2 separate regions of the Homo sapiens genome follow, and region 1 is linked to region 2. Evidence: chromatin contacts called from ENCODE Hi-C or POLR2A ChIA-PET data. All regions are on one chromosome and are shown on one strand. The core of a region is the stretch at or near the end of the contact, and the rest is flanking DNA. Distances in the headings are between cores, read along the strand shown.

What was found. A loop is a pair of places that touch in the nucleus more often than their neighbours do. ChIA-PET counts read pairs that join two places held with the same protein, here RNA polymerase II (POLR2A). Pooled maps may share reads with other maps.
Region 1: a loop to region 2 is called in a map of endothelial cell of umbilical vein, with 10 times the contacts of the local background. The contact joins two enhancer-like sites. A Hi-C loop is called at or near these places in 2 of 168 maps with a recorded cell type or tissue (PC-9 and endothelial cell of umbilical vein) and 2 of 50 pooled maps. POLR2A ChIA-PET finds 5 or more read pairs at or near these places in 2 of 52 experiments (WTC11 and endothelial cell of umbilical vein).

What each region holds. Positions count from the first base shown.
Region 1 is chr11:86,917,636-86,921,684 of GRCh38, forward strand. It overlaps PRSS23-AS1 (PRSS23 antisense RNA 1), which reads right to left. Exons shown (of 4, transcript NR_187135.1): 2 at 3,601-4,049. It also overlaps a transcript of PRSS23 not described here. Among named protein-coding and RNA genes, the nearest start is that of PRSS23-AS1, 19 kb to the right of the region's middle. Within about 2 kb of position 1,452, at least 4 of the 41 ENCODE cell types and tissues checked have a DNase peak (open chromatin) inside an H3K27ac peak, as active enhancers do; they include endothelial cell of umbilical vein, where a contact is called at or near this core.
Region 2 is chr11:86,481,327-86,485,741 of GRCh38, forward strand. The region is part of intron 7 of ME3 (malic enzyme 3); the gene reads right to left. Among named protein-coding and RNA genes, the nearest start is that of CCDC81, 110 kb to the left of the region's middle. RefSeq lists an enhancer at 3,041-3,335. Within about 2 kb of position 2,970, at least 12 of the 41 ENCODE cell types and tissues checked have a DNase peak (open chromatin) inside an H3K27ac peak, as active enhancers do; they include endothelial cell of umbilical vein, where a contact is called at or near this core.

The sequences.
Region 1 (4,049 bases), core at 202-2,701, 430 kb after region 2:
AATCGGACTATCTGATTTGTAGGATCTGACCACAGTCATCCTGGCTATCATCCCACAGTGGCTGTGTCCCATAGTGACATAGATATTTCAATGGAGAAAAGATTGGACCACATTAGGGCAGATGATTGATCTCAGCCAATATCTCACCCAGTATTGGAAGCCTTCCACAGTAATGTATGAAAGTATAATTGATTGCCTATTCATTTACCAAACACCACATGCTGGGCATTGCACCAAGCACAGGAAATTAATAGATGCGAAGACCTAATTCCCTGGCCACAAAAAATTCACTGTGTAGTAGCAGAGACAGAGGCAGAAACAAATTATTTCAATAGAATTCAGTATATGCTAGATTATTAGCCCAAAGGAAGAAGTAAAACATTTACCCACACTTAGCAATCACATTTAGCTATTTCATTTTTAGTAATGAGGCCTATAGCTCTCACATACCTTTGAATTTTAGAAAATGTTAAGACGACTCTTTTTGCTGAAAATAAAAAGATATCACCTTCACAAAGGATGAGCTCATTTACGTAGGAAATAAAATAAAGCTATTGTGTCAGTATATACAGAAATGAATGTAAATGCAGAGATGAAGCTTGGGCAGGGAACACACCATTGCCAAAGTGCTTATTGGGAGAGAGGAGAAGGTAATAGGAGGGTGGTGAGAAGGTTGTTCCCTTGTTTCCCATATATTTCTGTATTATTTGAAGATTTTAAATCAAAGATGTATTCATATATTGTTTATGTTATAATTGCATTATTGTCTATGTACAGAAAGAAAGAAAGAAGTCTTCTCCCAGATATCCACATCTGCTTCAGATCTTTGTTCAAATGTCACTTTCTGAATATCCTATTTTTAAATTGCCACCTCACCACCATTAAAATCCCCATCCCCTTCTCTGTCTTCATAGCATTTACCACAATCTGACATCCTATATATTTTACTTTTTTACAAAATATTATTGTCTGTCTCTCCCAGACAATTAGAATGTAGGCTCTGTGAGAGCTGAGATTAGTGTGTGCCAGCTTTACAGCTGTAAACCCAGGGCCGAGGACATATACCAGGTGTTCCACAGGCCAACAGCCTGAATGTATACAGCATTATGCTAACAGCAGTTATTTCTGAATGGAGAGACTACAGATGTCTTTTATTTTCTTCATTCTGCTACTTGGTATCTGAATTTTTGTAATGAGCGCATATTAATTATATTACCTAAGAAAACAACAAAGCTCTTTGAATTTATTATTATTTTAATAACCTGGGAACTAAGAAAGAGGCTCCAGTAGAAGCCACCATGGAAGGAGTAAGGGCCTAGTGGGAGTCAGGCCAAAGAGCATAGGCGAAATCTCCTGAGATACTTGGTGGAGTAAAGTTAGTTGGAATTAAAAAACCAACTAACTTATGACTCCTCCACTGCCTCGCAGTTTCCAGACATCCGCAAAAATGCCTGGTGCACGGGTCACTGTTTCACAAAGGGTCTTCTGCCTCATAGCTTCCCATCCCCAAGCAGCGGGGCCCAGAAATTTGCCCACATCCTTCCATCCAGCAAATGTTTTTATCTGGGTCCTACTTAGGTTTCAGCCAATTCTTTGCTGAGCAACTTGGCTTCCTGTTTTCCTTGGGAACCAGACTCTTTTTAAGTTGGAGCCATAAAAAGAATGAAATCCTTTACCTGATACTTTTCTATTCGGGTATTCAAGCCTGCCACAGACGGAGGCCCTGTGGGCCACTCTCTCGTTGTGGGCACTGGCATCTTAGCCCAGCACTTTGAATAAGGCACATGTGAGAGTGAATGCTGCGCTTTTTTCATTCTTTTCTTCTCTCTCTCTTGTTTTTTTTCTGTTCTATTTCTAATTGAAAGCCATTGTCTTGAGTGAATGATTGTAGAGAAGGCTTACTCCTCATCTCAAAATGCCATCTCATAGGAGCAATGGGAGAAAGTGGTCCTGCCAGTCTGAAAGTTAAGAGACTTGGTTTCTCATAATTGTTCTGCCATTAAGTTGTTACGTGATCTTAGTCAAATCATGTTACCTCCCCGGGCCTCCGTTTCTTCATCTGCAAAATAAAGTTCTTTGCAGTGTTTCTCAAGTCCCTGCCCAAATCAGTGTTTGTTTAACTGAGGATGAACAGTGACACCTTGTGGTTCTCCTTGAGCCATGTCTTTGTTTTTTCTAGCCCAAGTTTAAGGGAGCCAAGGGTATCTTTGCCTGTTCCCCTGCCTGGCCCACCTACCCTAGCAGCTTCACTTAGCATGGCTCTAACCTGGTCTCCCCCTAGATTCAGAAAAGTGCATCCACCCTTTGTTCACCAGCTGCTTCCCAGCCTCAACTTGGCCAATGTTGCTAAAATCAAACTACAAGTAGACTGCAGACGCCAGCGTGAAGGCCTGTGCTTCTGTGGTGAGGTCTGCGGTTTGGTGTGAATGTGAGGGTATCAGCCCCAGGTGTTTTTTAGGGCTGCTAGTGCAGTCCCAGAGAGGGACCTGGGCAACAGCTCAAGGAGCAAGACTGAAGATTTTACTGTTTTCCAGCACTCCTACGAATTTGTAAAATTATCAGATTCCAAATTGTTCTATGCCATAGTTTTTCCATTCATAAAATAAGAAAAATCTGCCATAGCACTGCCTTCAAACTCAGTTAGTCTATTCATTCATTTACTTATTTGTTCTTCAAATATTTAATAAGCATCTTCCTGGTGCCAAGTTCTGAGCACCTACCTGTGCCAGTAGTCCGAACTTGAGAAGACACAGTCTCTACTTTTCAAGACCCTGTTCTTGTCTAATGAAGAAGAGAGAAGGAGGAAAAACTTCCATTGCCATGCAATAAGGTAAGCTTATGGCAGATAATGTGTACACATAATGGCATGGAAGCCTGGGGACAAACATCATACTAGGCCTGGGAAGAATGTTTGACAGAGAACAGGACACTTAAATACGGACGTTTACAGAATGGAGTTTGCCAGAGGAGACTCTTCAGGAAGAGAGAACAGAGTGGGAATAGGTACATAAACATGATCTATCTAGATGCCCTACCGTAAAATCAAAACACAAAACCCTACTGACTCAATTCCCTCCCCTTCCAGATATTACCCCATTTCTCTACTTCCCATTGTAGCCAAACTTTCCAAAAATTCATGTTCTGTCTTCATTTCCTCATGTTCAACCCACCCTGTCTTAGCTACCACCCCTCAGTAACGACCTAGCCTGGGTAGAAACAAATGTCAGCATGATACCATACTCAATGATCCTTCGTCACTGTTGTCATTGTCATCATTCCATGGCCTTACTTTCCCTCTCAGCGCCATTTGCTACAGTAAGAAACTTTCTTTCTTGAATTCTTGTTTCTCTTGGCTTCCATGACACCCACTCTCCTATTCATGCTCCAGGTTCACTGTCTGCTCCTTCCTGGTCTCCCTGTTCAGCTCCTCCTACTCCGTTCAACATTAAATGTCAATATTCTTTTCTTCTTTCTATCTAGGAAATCTCATTCATTCCCATGGTTTTAAATGTCATGTACCAGCTCCTAAATTTTGTATATCCAAACCTGACCTCTGAAATCCAGTCTTAGCAACTAGTGAGGTCTCAGCTTAAATATTACCTGAAGGTTGTGTGATCTTCCCTGACATTTGTCTTCTTATCTGCTTCTCGCTAGATTGAGAGCCCCACGCAGGCAGATTCATCCTTACTTTCTTCAAACTTGCATGTTTAATGATTAGAACAGTTCCCAGGATACTCAAAAATTATTTGTTAACTAATTTCTGAATGAAATATAAGTAAATATAAGTATTTAAAATAGAATAAATCTGTGATTTTGATTGTTTTTAAGAAATTATTCACTCAATCCAGTTCAAGTTCAGCCAGGCAAGCCTCACAAAGGAGCATATGCTTAATGTTTCAGGATGTGATCTAATTTTTAATTGTTTCTTGATACAAAGTATCACCTTTTTCTAGTGACTGTTTCTCCTCCTCCATCATCTACTCTTGCCCAGTGGGAGATTTCCCAGTGAAATCCCACCGATGATCTGAATCAGAACATTTCATTCTCCA
Region 2 (4,415 bases), core at 1,720-4,219:
ACAGGTGTGAGCCACTGTGCTCAGCCGAAGAGTTTCTCAAATTTCAGTCTTTGCACAGCTCTATGAGAATCATTAGGACAGCTTCAAAAATACAGATGTCCAGGTCTCAACCCAGGCCTTCTGTGGCATAGGAGCCTGAAGTCTGTATTCTTGACAAGTTTCCTTGATGACTCAGAAGCAAAGCCAGATTTAGGAACCATAGGTCAGTATTAGCATATTAGACCCACTGCTTTGCTCCAGAGTGTATTGGGAGTGGGTGTGGGGGTGGAGTGTACCCAAGAGAGCATATTCCTGCATGTTTTTGTAACTCAGAAGAAGCAGCTGCAGCTTCATGTGGACTAAAATAGAGGCCTACTTTAGCTCTTGAAATATCCTGAACACCTGGAGAAAAATAACCCAGAGCCTCCTTTAGCCTCGGAGTTGCTATTTAGTTGTGGGAGTTGCAGGATCAGCTGGCATGAGTGCTCACAGAGTCACAGATGCTTAGGTCACAAGGCTCCTCACAGCTCCAAAGGGGGCAAAGGATAGCACACTGCTGCCACCCCTTATTCCATGCTCAGGGCAGACATTGCTAATCAACCATGATGCTCATCCCTGTTGAACCCAGAGAGGTTCAGAGTCCTAAGCAATCAGAGCTGGCACAAGGAATGAAACCTTTTACCCTCCTTGCCATTCTTACCAACAATATCCTAGTCTAGTCCTAAAATTTGTTGAGCACTTTGACTTGCAGTTATCCATAGGACACAGTTCAGAAAACCATGGTGAGTCATATTCTCTTCTCTTTGGGAAATCTCAATCATTCCCTTGATATTAATACTATCTATGGGTTGGCAACTCCCAACTTTATGTTTCTGCACCAGAACTCTTCTTGAGCTCCAGACTTACACAGACACTTAGAGGCTAAGAAAGTGTAGAGTCTCAGGTTATCTAAACTTCAATAGATACATACGAAATGTTTTTGACTATGTAGCTCTCTGAGAGGAGGACTGTTTATTTCTCTGTGTATTGCTCACTATGCCTGGCTCAGTGTCTGGTGTACAGCAGGTACTAGGTAGACATGCTCATTGATTTTATATACCATTCCCCTGCTTATCTGTGTAACTGAGTTATTCTTTTCTCACGCCTTCCTATAGTGAGGGCTGCCCCATTCCTCATCCTACCCAGGCTAGATAGGGTGTGGCAGTCTCTGACATTGGTGGCCCCCAATGCACCATACCTCCTAGTATTTATTTCCTTGTATAACCTCCTCCCTTGGAATCTAGTATGGACCTATGATTTGCTTCAACCAGTATAATGTGGTGGAAGTTAGACTGTTCCAGTTCCAGGTCTCATCCTTAAGAAGGCCTGGCAGCTTCCACTCTTGTGTTCTTAGGAGCCCTAGACTATCATGTAAAACGTTCAGCTATCCTGTGAAGAGAAGAGGCCATGTGAAGAAGGAGAGACCCTAAGACTCAATGGAAAAACAGAGGAGCCCAACCTTTCCAGTGTCCCAGCTGAGCCCGCTCCCAGCTAGTTAGCCAGCTGAAAGCAGCCATATGTGTGACCATTGGCAAGACCAGGAGAAGAATCACTCCAGCTGAGTCAGTTCAGCTTCCAAGAATCAAGAGCAAATAAAATGTTAAGCCAGTAAGATTTAGGATGGTTTTTTAACACAGCAAAAGAAACAGATGTGTTCCTTGACACCACAGATCAAGAGGCAAGTGAACAGTCTTGGAATCTTATCTCCTTGTTTTTAGCTTTAACTTTGGTGCTCTGCTCTGCACAAAGGCCCGACAAGTAACAATTCCTTTGATCCCTGTAAATCTGATCAGGGCACAGTAGAGACATCTAGTCATTTTGACAGTACGTATATTTGAACAGAAACCTTTAGGGTAGCCGTCCAAATGTAAAGGTAGAAACAAGTGGGATGAGTAGCAGAGGAGAGATGGAATGGGAGGAGTCCCATTTAGGTTGAAGTGACACAGAGAATGAATGCTGGAGCAAGCGGGGTTGGCTCTGGAAGGACAGGGGCTCACATCAAGTGTGGAAGGTAACATTAAGGAGTGGGCCTGTGGTAACTGGCTCCAGATATCAGAGAGGCCAAGGGCTGTCTGAATTTCTCTGAAAACTAGAAGTTTCTACAAAGAGCACTAATAGAGAAATTGTGATTTCCAATATGGTGTGTATCTCAGGGATTACGTGTGTGTGTGTGATTATGGTGAGGGGAAAGAGAGAGAGAGAATGAATGAATGAATGCACAGAGACAACAAAATGGAGAGACTAAAAAAAAAATTTTCCTAGAGCTAAAAAGTAGATGACTTTTTAAAAAGGTTTATTTATTATTTCCCTTCTTTAACACTCTCATCTAAGCAGCTTAAGAATCCCTGTATTTAGGGTTTGGGAACTAGGGAAGAAGCGGGTGATTTCCTTTCCTGGCCTGCCTAAAGGCCAAAGCTGCTGCTGACATCAAGTTTCTGTCCAGCCCAGGCCAATTATCAGACAGAGTTAGGGCTCCAGGTGCAAACTCAGAACACAGTCAACTCCCATCCTTGCTACTGTAAGTAACAGAAATGAAAAATGTGAATGGAAACCATCAGGGAAAACTCGTGACAGCAGGAGGTGGTGCCCGGGTACAATGCACCCATCCACTGCATGACAGGGAAAGAGCGGGAAGAGTGGGGCAATCAGTCCTTGCCATCAGTCTTTGTCTCAGCTTTGAGAAGGACACTCCCAGCTGTCTGTTGCTGTGGTTCACAGACTAAATGGAGATTCCTTCTGTCCTGGCAGGTTCTCCTCAGTGGCCAAGCTCCACGGCAGGAACTGAGCCATAGTAAGTTTATTTCAGGCCAAAAAATCTTAACATACATCCCCATTAGTGGGTAGGGGTAGGAAGGTGGAGCTTTTTATTAGCAGGATGTTTGGACAGAGATGAGGATGTTGAAAGCAGGAGTCAACATTTCCCAAGGTTCTTTCTTAAAATACATTGTGTTTGACTTTGGAACTCCTGACTCACCCCCAGGCTGGGCATTCTGTCTTGGAGCTACTGTATTCCCAAGAGTGCTTGGGGAGACCAGCTCATTCCCCACCTACAGTATCCACAGAAACATCTGCTATAGCTTATTAGAAAGTCAAAACAACCAACCATCAATCCATCATGTTTTCTGTTTAATGACACATTCCTGTTGGCTGACGCATGCCCCTCCCCAAGGATCCCGCCCCCCGCTCCCGGACTGCCTGTGTGTGTGTGTCTGTAAAACTGTGAACTGATTTTGAGGATAGTTTGAACAGCTTCTTACATCCTAGTTTATTTAACCTTCTCACACGAATAGCAATACTTTTCTGTGGGGAATCACAGAATGATTACTGACTCATTAGATAAGCAGTGAGCCCTGGAAACAGGAAGCAAAAAGTGGGCTTTCAAAGCCAATTTCATTCCCTTCTCTTTTCATCCACAGGTGACACAGCATTGTAGAAAGAGTCTGTACTTGGAGTCAGTAGTCCTGGGTTCAGCTTGTAGTCCTGACAGGTACTGTGTGACCTGAGATAGCTAACTTGGCCTCTCTGAGTCTCAGTTTTCTCTTGCATAAAATGGGAATAATAATACCTATCCGGTTGGCTACAGAGGATTTTTTTAAGAGGTTAGAATAGAATACTGGGGTGGGAAGGCAGCTTAAAGAACATCTGATGCTTGAATTCCTTCCTATAATATCACCACAAATAAGCCATGCAACCTATCCTTGAACTCTTTCTGTGACAGGGAACTCATTCCCACAGACAGTCCAGTGCAATGTGAGACAGCCCTGATTTATTTTGAGCTGAAAAGTGCTTCCTTTAGCATTCCACCAATTGGTTCTTTTCCATGTAGATACATACAAACAAGTCCAATTCTCTTCTGAAAGAAGAGCTTTTAGAATCTGGAGGTACTAGCACGTCCCTGACATAGACAGAGCAGTCTCTGAGTCTTCTCTCTACCAGGCTCAGCTTTTGGTTCTCTTCACTATCGTAGTTATTGCACTCCAAAGGCACTTTAGGTAATTTTTAACCCTCAATGTAGCTTCTCTAGCACTGGATGTGGTATTCAGGATTTCTGAAATGGAGATAATGAATTGTGACATTCACCTCCCTTGTCCTAGATGCTATGCCTCTATTAATGCAGCTGACCCTTGAATTTGCTTTATTTAGTGGCCATATCCCAATAGCAGCCCTTCCTCCATAATCTTAGCTGCAAACATCTAACTTTCTGATCACCACCTCCTTTCTTTCCAGCTTATTCCACGTACTATCCAACTCAACAGTTTCTAAACCTCACCAGGACTTACTATCCATTGATCACCCTTTCACTGTCCCTTGTCCCTCCCCTTTACCACGTCCTCCCATTCTCTCCCCTTTTACCCAGCCTAGAGCTCATGATACAATTATAATCATTCCCTTGAATA